2 separate regions of the Homo sapiens genome follow, and region 1 is linked to region 2. A link is an interaction called in ENCODE POLR2A ChIA-PET data of the cell type or tissue named here. Cell type or tissue: PC-9. All regions are shown on one strand. Each heading gives the region's core, and the rest is flanking DNA. Links, peaks and the distances in the headings are about the cores only.

The links. Peaks named below come from ENCODE experiments on the same cell type or tissue, not always from the same donor. Only the 100,000 strongest peaks of a DNase experiment are listed, where the experiment ranks them.
Region 1: POLR2A ChIA-PET joins it to region 2 with 10 read pairs; 2 of 35 experiments call an interaction of 5 or more read pairs at or near these places.

What each region holds. Positions count from the first base shown.
Region 1 is chr16:3,811,743-3,817,123 of GRCh38, forward strand. All of the region lies in intron 2 of CREBBP (CREB binding lysine acetyltransferase), which reads right to left. Among named protein-coding and RNA genes, the nearest start is that of CREBBP, 66 kb to the right of the region's middle. In PC-9, for the core only: no CTCF peak of the experiment used is centred there; no DNase peak of the experiment used is centred there.
Region 2 is chr16:3,616,371-3,621,751 of GRCh38, forward strand. It overlaps a transcript of DNASE1 not described here. Among named protein-coding and RNA genes, the nearest start is that of SLX4, 7.5 kb to the left of the region's middle. In PC-9, for the core only: no CTCF peak of the experiment used is centred there; a DNase peak (open chromatin) is centred at 2,581; H3K27ac peaks cover 1,838 bases.

The DNA.
Region 1 (5,381 bases), core at 234-5,233, 200 kb after region 2:
CTTGGCCTCCCAAAGTGCTCGGATTACAGGCATGAGCCACCGTGCCCGGCCCCTTACGGTTTTCCTAATAACGTTTTCTTTTCTCTAGCTTACTTCACTGTAAAGATACAGTATATAACACATAAAACATGAAATTTGTGTTAAGCAAATGTGTATGCTATTGGTAAGGCTTCTGATCAACAGCAGGGGATTAGTAGTAGTTAAACTTTTATGGAGTCAAAAGGTTACAAGCAGATTTTCGACTGGCAGGGTCAGCACCCTTAACCCCTGAGTTGCTTAAGGGTCACCTCTAATCCACTGGGCAGGAGGAGGTGGCAGGAAAAGGGCATAGATGGAGAGAGCCTGGTAAGGTACTGATAATCACTAACCAAGCAGTAGGCGATGGGTACAGAGAGGTTATAGTATCCTCTCTACCACTGTACAGGTGTAAAATTTATGTATTTATTTATATTTTTTGAGAGTGTGTCACTCTGTCACCCAGGCTGGAGTGCAGTGGCGTGATCTCGGCTCACTGAAACCTCCCTCTCCCAGGTTCAAGCAATTCTCCTGCCTCAGCCTCCTGAGTAGCTGGGATTATGGGCTCGTGCCATCACACCCAGCTAATTTTTGTATTTTTAGTAGAGACAAAGTTTCATCATGTTGGCCAAGCTGGTCTTGAACTCCTGACCTCAGGTGATCCGCCCACCTTGGCCTCCCAATGTACTGGGATTACAGGTGTGAGCCACTGCGCCCGGCCTAAAATTTTCCATAATAAAGTTTTTTATAAAATTAAAGTGCACTGAAATCAAATATATACTAGATAAAGGCAGGAATGGGAAAGAGGAACCCTCAGCTATGCTTCCGTGAGGGCCTGCAACCAACTGGAATTCCTTCCATCAACAGATGTGGGCCAAGTTCCCTGATGACCCCCAGCTCCAGCCTCCACAGGTCAATTCAGGAATTGCCATGGCAATATCCCAGTGCTTATCTTTCTCCCTGTGGAGAAACAACGACTAATTAAGAAACTGGATGCTTGGGCTGCCTGTCTTTGCTTTTTTGCAAAGCTCTAATATTCCACCTTCTGTCTATTGTGTGTTCTGTATTTCTGGAGTAGTGGTCAGTTTGATGGACTGGGAAGGTCCCCGCATAGGGAAAACCTCCCAGGGGTGAGTTTCCAGTTAAGAAATCATAGCTCAGTTCTCTCCATCAGCCTCACCTGGTGACTGCCACGCCAGCATGTCCACTCTGGGTAACTTAACATTCCTTCTATGGACTTCAAACTCCTCGCCTGTAAGATGAGTGTCTTGAACAAGATGGATCGTATTATTTCTTTCAGCTCTAAAAGTCTAGGCTACAAACAAATCAACACTCAACACAACTGGCCCTTTCTGCTGAAATGCCTGTACAGAAACACAAATAAAAACCAAAGGAGTATAACCAGAAAGTTCTAGCTCTGTGCATTTCATACGCAGGTGATTTCCTTCCCCATGTAGTCCTCCTAGGTGACATTTCTCACCTTTTGGAAAGCAATCACATTCTTGTCACCACTAGGTGCTCTACTTAAGTGAACTGAGACACTAATTCTTCTGCAAGTCCACAAACCAGACTCAATTTCGAGTTCAAATGACTTAATCTAGGCAAGATGGTAGCTCGATAAATATTAAGCACATTTCTGATTTGCAAGAAGCTTCCTTCAACTGTCATCTGAAACTTAATTGAAGCAGGAATTTATATTTTCAGAAACCACTATACTAAATTAATTCCATGGAACACTTACTACTCTCAGAATTTGTCTTATTACATATAACCAAACCGCTGAAACATTGTTCTTAGAAGCCTAGAATTTGAATACAACAACACGAACAACAACAAAAAATATAGTTTTTTTTCCCCCAGTTCCTAAATTTCTGACTTCGGACAAAATATGACAGAACACCCACACTCATTTTCCCTCGATCAATTCATCCTCGAAGTCAACTGGTATTCACCAAGTGCCTGGTATGAGCCAAGCCCAGTTCTGAGGCTGCGTAGATGCATTTCCCACTTGTCACGGAGCTCACACCTTATGTCAACCAATTTGACAAACAAACAAACAAAAAATCAACGTCTTTTGGAAGTTTCTAATTAATTAGGCCCAGCATTGACAAACCAAAGTGGGTGACAGCTGAAGGGGTGGGGAAGGGAACAGGTAACCATCTTCCTTCCACACCAAATGCCCAGGCACCCTGGCTCCAGAGAAGAGGGGACCTAAGTACCAAGAGGCCAGTGTGCTCTGTGGACCTCAAAGTTCACCTGACTTGCTTCAGAAAGTTTATTTCCAAAACTTCCCAGATATTTTGACAATTTTCCTAAGATAGCCCTGCCAGGGTGAGTATGAGTGTGTGATCAGATGGGTAATACTTGCCTGGCCTGGGGCCCTTTTCTAACTGGTCAATGTTGTTTAGTGTGTGTGTGTGTGTGTGTGTGTGTGTGTGTTTGAGACAGAGTCTCGTTCTGTGTGTGTGTGTGTGTGTGTGTGTGTGTGTGTGTGTGTGTGTGTGTGTGTGTGTTTGAGACAGAGTCTCGTTCTGTTGCCTAGGCTGGAATGCAGTGGCATGATTTCAGCTCCCTGCAACCTCCGCCTCCCAGATTCAAGCAATTCTCGTGTCTCAGCCTCCCAAGTAGTTGAGTTCACAGGCATGCACCACCACACCCAGCAAATTTTTGTATTTTTTAGTAGAGACAGGGTTTTACCATGTTGGCCACGCTGGCCTCAAACTCCTGGCCTCAAGTGATCCATACACCTCAAGCCTCCCCAGGTGTTGGGATTACAGGTATAAGCCACCACGCCTGGCCATAACTGGTCAATTTCAAAGGGTAACCCAGTGTTTGGAAGCGCTCTGACAGATTTCATCAAAAACGTGTTTGTACCTTTTCTTCTTGGCCATCAGATAAGAGAGTGAAGGAAACAGTCTCAACAAGTTTTTACCTTGATTCTCACAAGGTAAAAAAGATGGCAAGTCAAAGATCATGAACGGTATGTAAGGAACGTCCAGCTCATAGGGATCTACACAATTCTCAAAAATAGGGGAAAAAATTCCCGTCTTTAGCCTATGATAAAAACAAAACCCAGGCTACATGCAGGAGGTTAGGGTTCAAATCTCTGGCACCAGGGCCAGCCCCAGCCTCTCCTTATCAGAGAAAGTTAATAACCAGGCTAAAGAGGTCAGCTCTCTCACAGGGTATCACTGCTCATTGCCCAGGCAAGGCTACCTCCTGGTGCCAAACCACCTCCTGGCAGAACTCAAGAGCCATGCACTGGTCCTAGCCTGCAGTTATGAATAAAAACCATTTGCTTCTAGAGATTCTAGATTTCTGAATTCCTAGTATATATCTATTCTCCATTAATCAAACTGAGCACTGTGGTCCCCCACCCTAGGCTAACATATACTTCTTAGGACCAATGCCCAAAATGAAATACTAAAATCAAGATGTCTAACGCTAATTAATGAAAATCTACATTTCTTTAAACGTCCCAACAGGTACTTGATAATAGTTTGGTAGGCTGGGTGCTCATGCCTGTAATTCCAGCACTTTGGGAGGCTAAGGCAGGCGGATCACTTAAGGTCAGCAGTTCGAGACCAGCCTGGCCAACATGGTGAAACTCCATCTCTACTAAAAATACAAAAATTAGCTAGGCATGGTGGTGCGTGCGTATAATCCCACGATGAGCCAGAATAAACTGCTTGAACCCGGGAGGCAGAAAATGCAGTGAGCTGAGATCTTGCCACTGCACTCCAGCCTGGATGACAGAGGGGAGACTCCATCTCAAAAAAAAAAAAAAAAAAAATTTTTTTTTTTTTTTGTAAAGCTGGCTTTATTTTCAATGGAGGTTCATCAGGATTTGGTTTAATGCTGCTAGAGAACCTCTATATAATCTTTTAAAAAGTTTTTTCATTTTTAATTTTGGGAGGTACATAGTAGGTATATATATTTATGGGTTACATGAGTTTTTTTTACAGGCATGCACTGTGTAATAATCACACCCAGGTTAAATGGGGTGTCCGTCACCTCAAGCATTTATCCTTTGTGTTATAAACAATCCAATTACAGTCTTTCAGTTATTTAAAAATGTAGAATTAAATTATTTTTGAATAGTCACCCTGTTGTGCTAGCAAATACAAAGTCTTATTCATTCTTTTTTTTTGTATTCCATACACTCTTTTAAATAAAATTAAAAAAGCAGAACAGAGAATAGGCAACTGTTCAGTTAATAGTAAAATTTATATATTAACAAATTAAAACCCATAAAGTATTTATATTCTGCCTCATTCAACAACAGCCCATACATATTAGAAGTTTCTTTTACTCTGTTCTTCCTAACAGAACTCCTTTAAGCATTTAATTCAAGTTTAATCTCAGAAAATAGGAAAAGTTAACTATAGTAAGTACCCAAAAAAAGAACAAGAGCTTCCATAATGAAACTAAATTAAACAATGCCTCACAGCTCTCCCAGGTTTCCCATTAAAAAGCATTGTGACCAAGCGTATCAATCAATTAACTGTTTGAGAACCTACTTCTGTTTTCTATCACTTCACTCAGAGAGTAAAAATATGTAATGCATAGTCCCTGTGTATGATAAGAAAAATATTGAAGCCAGATCCTGAGGTTTCCCCAACTCCAACCACTGCCCCCAAGAAAGAATGGGGGTGAAACTGGATTAGCCTTAACATGACTGCAGTGTGAGCTCTGATGAGGAAATTCCTCTTTAAGTTCAGCTCAAAACCCAAGAACAATACAAAGAGGCACCTGCAGCAAATCCTGGTGCTGAGCCTAGCCCATCCATTAAATCCTGTGGCTGCGGGTCTGAACTGTCTGGCAAGTAGGTGAGTGACCATGATCAACAAAGAGGAGGGAAAAGGCAGACTGTGACTGTCCATCTACTCCAGCAGACATGGGTACCACGGAAAGTACAAAGTACCACACGGCTCTAGAGGATTATCTGTCACATAAATGTTTGTAATAATCTATCCTGAACCTGTTTTGGTCACAAAACTAGGATAAAACTTCTCACCTTCCTGGAACATTCTCTGCATCCCCTGCAACATACCAGGGATGCAGCGGAAGGACCCAAATGAATGAACACGCCAAAGCACCACCATGCCACGCAGCCCCTAGGAATAGAGCCAGGAAGGAGGTGGTCAAAGAACCACGAACAAGTGACCAAAGTCAAGGCACAAAGAGGGTCAGCAATGGCTGGAGGGGGCATCGGAAGAGGCAGCAGGAACAGTGCCCTTTCTATCTTCAAAACTTCCAAACAAGGATCTCAGCTACCAGTTGGAGTGGACAGGAGTGGACAGCTACTTTCCCATGCTGAAAAGTCGGGCAGAACGAGAACAGGCCTTCGGAGTTGGTTTTCAGAA
Region 2 (5,381 bases), core at 128-5,127:
GGCATTTTGGGAGTCTGAGTCAGGCAGATCACTTGAGGTCAGGAGTTCGAGACCAGCCTGACCAACATGGTGAAACCCCATGTCTACTAAAAATATAAAAATTAGCCGGATGTGGTGGCAGGTACCTGTAATCCCAGCTACTTGGAAGGCTGAGGCGGGAGAATCCCTTGAACCCAGGAGATGGAGGTTGCAGTGATCCAAGATCACAACACTGCACTCCAGCCTGGGTGATACAGTGAGACTGTGTCTCAAATAAATAAATTAAATAAATAAATAAATAAATTCATATGTAATTGCAAGGGGCTCTTAATACCCAAAACCCAAATAGCCACTTTGTTCTTTTTCAAGAACGTACTTCCTTATATCAAAACTTATTACAAGCTATAGTAATCAAGACTGTGTGGTACTGTACCAGCATAAGGATAGACATATGGGTCAGTGGAAGAGAATTGAGAGTCTAGAAATAAACCCTTATATTTATGAGCAATTGATTTTGTCCGGGATGCCAAGACTAGTCAATGGTGAAAGAGTAGTGTCTTCCACAAATGGAGCTGGGATAACAGGATATCACATGCAAAAGAATGAAGTTAGACCCTTACCTCATATCATGTACAAATATTAACTCAGAATGGATCAAAGACCCAATGGAAGAGTGAAAACTATAAAACTCTTAGAAGAATACAAGGGTAGGCTGGGCGTGGTGGCTCACCCCTGTAATCCCAGCACTTTTGGCATCACCAGAGGTCAGGAGTTTGAGACCAGCCTGACCAACGTGGAGAAACCCCGTCTGTACTAAAAATACAAAATTAGCAGGGCGTGGTGGTGTGCGCCCGTAATCCCAGCTACTCGGGAGGCTGAGGCAGGAGAATCGCTTGAACCCGGGAGATGGAGGTTGCGGTGAGCCGAGATCGCACCACTACGCTCCAGCCTAGTCAACAAGAGCGAAACTCCATCTCAAAAAAAAAAAAAAAAAAAAAAAAAAAGAATACTACAAGGGTAAATCTTTATGACCTTGGAGTTGGCAGTAGACTCTAGATATGACACTAAAAGCAGAAACAACAAAAAATAATGAATTGGATTTAATCAAAATTAAAAACTTTTTTGTGTAAAAGTATACTATCAAGAAAATGAGAAGACAACCCACAGAATGGGAGATATTTGTTAATCATATACCTGATAAGAATCTATGCTGCTGTCTAAATGTTTATGTCTCCCCCCACCCAATTCATATGTGAAGGCCTCAACCGCAAGGTGATGGGATTAGTGCATAAGGATAAGGATGGAGGCCCTTGTGGCCATGTGTGGTGGCTCATGCCGGTAATCCCAGCACTTTGGAAGGCGGAGGCGGGAGGATTGCTTGGGCCCAGGAGTTTGAGACCAGCCTGGGCAGCAAGGTGAGACTCCATTTTTACAAAAATTTTTTTAAAAAAAGAAAAGAGGCCCAAGAGAGAAACCCCCTACCCTTTCTGCCATTAGAGGAAGTGGGCCTTCACCAGACAGAGTCTGCCAACACCTTGATCTTGGACTTCCCAGCCTCCAGAACAGTGAGAATTTCTGTTGTTTATTAGCTACCCAGTCTGTGGTATTTTGTAAGAGCAGCCCAAATGGACTAAGACATTCTAGTAGCACAATATAGAAAGAACTTTTACAACTCAATGAAAAGACAACTCAGAAAATGGGCATGGTAGAACTTGTCCTGTGAAGAAGCCAAGACCAAAAAAAAAAAAAAAAAATGGACATAGGACTTGAATAGACATTCCAAAGAGTGGCAGGTGCCAACAAGCACATGAAAAGATGATCAGCATCATGAATCGTTAGAGAAGTGCAAATTGAAACTGCAGTGAGATACCACTTCATGGCCAGTAGGACAGCCATTTCCTAAAAAAAAAAAAAAAAAAGTATTGGTGAGGATGTAAGGAAGTTAGAACTCTGATACATTGCTGGAGGGAATGTAAAATGGTACAGCTGCTGTGGGAAACAGTTTGAGGTTCCTGAACAAGTTAAAGATAAAATCATCATATGATTCAGCAATTCCGCTTCTAAGGATATGTCCCAAAAAATTGAAAAAGTGTTTAAGGGCCAGGCGCGGTGGCTCACGCCCGTAATCCCAGCACTTTGGGAGGCCAAGGCGGGCGGATTACCTCTGGTCAGGAGTTTGAGACCAGCTTGGCCAATATGGTGAAACCCCGTCTCTACTAAAACTATAAAAATTAGCCGGGCTTGGTGGTGGGTGCCTGAATCCCAACTACTCGGGAGGCTGAGGCAGGAGAATCACTTGAACCTGGGAGGCAGAGTTTATGGTGAGCTGAGATGGTGCCATTGCACTCCAGCCTGGGCAACAAGAATGAAACTCCGTCAAAAAGAAGAAATGCTCAAACAAAAACGTGTACACCTCATATTCAGTCTAAATGCCCTTCAGTGCATGAATGAACAAAATGTAGTATAGAATGGAATACATGTTACACTGAACATTTGCTTATTTCCGTTTTGTAATTTTTTTTTAGTGACAAGGTCTCATTTCTGTTGCCCAGGCTCGAGTACAGTGGCACAATCATGACTCATGGCAGCCTCAGACTGCCAGGGATCAAGTGATCTTTCTGATCTTCCCAACTTCCTTATCTTCCTGACTCAGCCTACCTGTAGCTAGAGCTAGAAGGGCCCCTGGGTAATTTTTTTTTTTTTGAGACGGGGTTACACTCTATCATCCAGAATGGAGTGCAGTGGGGCAATCTCAGCTCACTGCAACCTCCACATCCCAGGCTCAAGTGATCCTCCTGCCTCAGCCTCCCTAGTAGCTGGGACTGCAGGCATGTAAAACCACACCTGGCTAATTTTTTGTATTTTTAGTAGAGAAAGGGTTTTGCCATGTTGCCCAGGCTGATCTCAAACTCCTGCGCTCAAGTGATCTGCCCACCTTGGCCTCCCAAAGTGCTGGGATTACAGGCATGAGCCACAATGCCTGGCCTGTGGGTAATTTTCTTTCTTTCTTTTATTTTTTATTTTTTTTTGGAGACAGAGTCTCGCTCTGTCGCCCAGGCCGAAGTGCAGTGGTGTGATCTCAGCTTACTGCAAGCTCTGCCTCCCAGTTGCATGCCATTCTCCTGCCTCAGCCTCCCGAGTAGCTGGGGCTACAGGCTCCCGCCACCACGCCTAGCTCCATTTTTGTATTTTTAGTAGAGACAGGGTTTCACCGTGTTAGCCAGGATGGTCTCTATCTGCGGACCTTGTGATCTGCCCACCTCGGCCTCCCAAAGTGCTGGGATTACAGGCATGAGCCACTGTGCCTGGCCGCCTGTAGGTAATTAAAAAAAAAATTTTTTTTGTAGACACAGGTCTTGCTATGTTGCCCAGGATGATCTCAAATTCCTGGGCTCAAGTGGTTCTCCTGCCTTGGCCTCCCAAAGTGCTGGGATTATAGGTGTGAGCCACCACGCCTGGCCCTCAGTATTTTTAAAAATTCTAATTTCCATTTACAGCTCTACTAAATATTTCATCGAGTCAGCAGATTGGTTATAAATATAACGAAAATTCATATGTATGGCTTTTCTTTTTTTTTTTTTTTTGAGACAGAGTCTTGCTCTGTCACCTAGGCTGGAGTGCAGTGGCATAATCTCGCCTCACTGCAACCCCCGCCTCCGGGGTTCAAGTGATTCTCTTGCCTCAGCCTCCTGAGTAGCTGGGACTACGGGCATGCGCCATCACGCCTGGCCAATTTTTGTATTTTTAGTAGAGATGAGGTTTCACCATGTTGGCCAGGCTGGTGTTGAACTCCTGACCTCAAGTGATCCACCCGCATCGGCTTCCCAAAGCGCTGGGATTACAGGCATGAGCCACCTCGCCAGGCCTGTGTATGGCTTTTCTTTTAAAAAGTTTACATGTCATATTTACCACATTACATTCATTGAGTCACATCATTCATCACATCATTTAGTCACGTGACTGGGTAACAAGCATTTCAGAGATCAAAAGGCTTCGTATAATTAGTAAAGAAACCTTTTATTTATTTATTTAGAGACAGAGTACTCAGTGTGTCACCCAGGCTGGAGTGCAGCGTGGCCTGATCATAGCTCACTGTAACTTCGAGGCTGCAGTGAGCTGTGATCATGCCACTCTACTTTAGCCTGGGTGACAGAGTGAGACCCTGTCTCAAAAAAAAAAAAAAAGTAATTATACTATGCATATTGCATCATGAGCATTTCTCTAAGTCAGTAGATAGGAAGCCATATTATATTCCATATTTAATCAAACATTCCCCTGTTGATAAAGATATATTTATAGTTTTTATCATTATAGATTATGCAATAAATGTCTTTGTACTTATAACCTGTATGTGTGTGTTTTTATTTCTTTTGGAAGGAGTCCTAAATCTAGGATTTCTAGGCTAAAGGGTATGTGTGTTTTGTTTGGTTTGCCTGATTTTTTTTTTTAAAAAGTTTATTATTTATTTTGAGACAGAGTCTTACTCTGTCACCCAGGCTGGAGTGCAGTGGCGCAATGCCGGCTCACTGCAACCTCCGCTCCCCAGGTTCAAGCGATTCTCCTGCCTCAGCCTCCGGAGTAGCTGGGATTACAGGCGCCTGCACCACACCTGGTTAATTTTTGTATTTTTAGTAGAGACGGGGTTTCACCATATTGACCAGGCTGATCTTGAACTCCTGACCTCGTGATCCACCCGCCTCAGCCTCCCAAAGTGCTGGGATTACAGGTGTGAGCCACTGTGCCCGGCCTATTTTATATTTTTTTTAGAGACAGGGTTTTGCTGTCATCCATGCTAGAATGCAGTGGCACGAGCATAGACTCGAACTCTTGGGCTCAGACAATCCTCCTGCCTCAGTATCCCGAGTAGCCAAGAGTACAAGCGTGTGCCACCACACCCAACTGACTTTTAAAAATTTTTGTAGATATGGGGTCTTGCTATCTTGCCCAGGCTGATCTTAAACTCTTAGCCTCTGGTGATCCTCCTGCCTCCAAAAGTGCTGGGTTTACAGGTATGAGCCATTGCTCTTGCCTGGTTTACCTGTTTTAGAAAAGAATACCTGTACATTGTTAATTTTTTTTGTCCAGGAGCTTCAGAAGGGTACAAAAATTCCCTCCTACTTCTGGCCCCCTGACCTCCAAACTCCCTCATCAGAGGCTTCTTGAAATATTCCAGATAATTCTGTGCACATACAAATATAAATATATATCCCTGCTTTTCCCCAATGTAAATAAACGGTAGCACATTTTACCCATTGTTCTGAACCTCGTTTTTGCAACTTAATGAACTGTCTTGGAGATTTTTCCTTATTACATATAAATCTATCATTTTGTTTAGCAGTTGCATTATATGTCATCATTTGGATACATTCATACTTCATTGTATCACCTATCAAGGGACATTA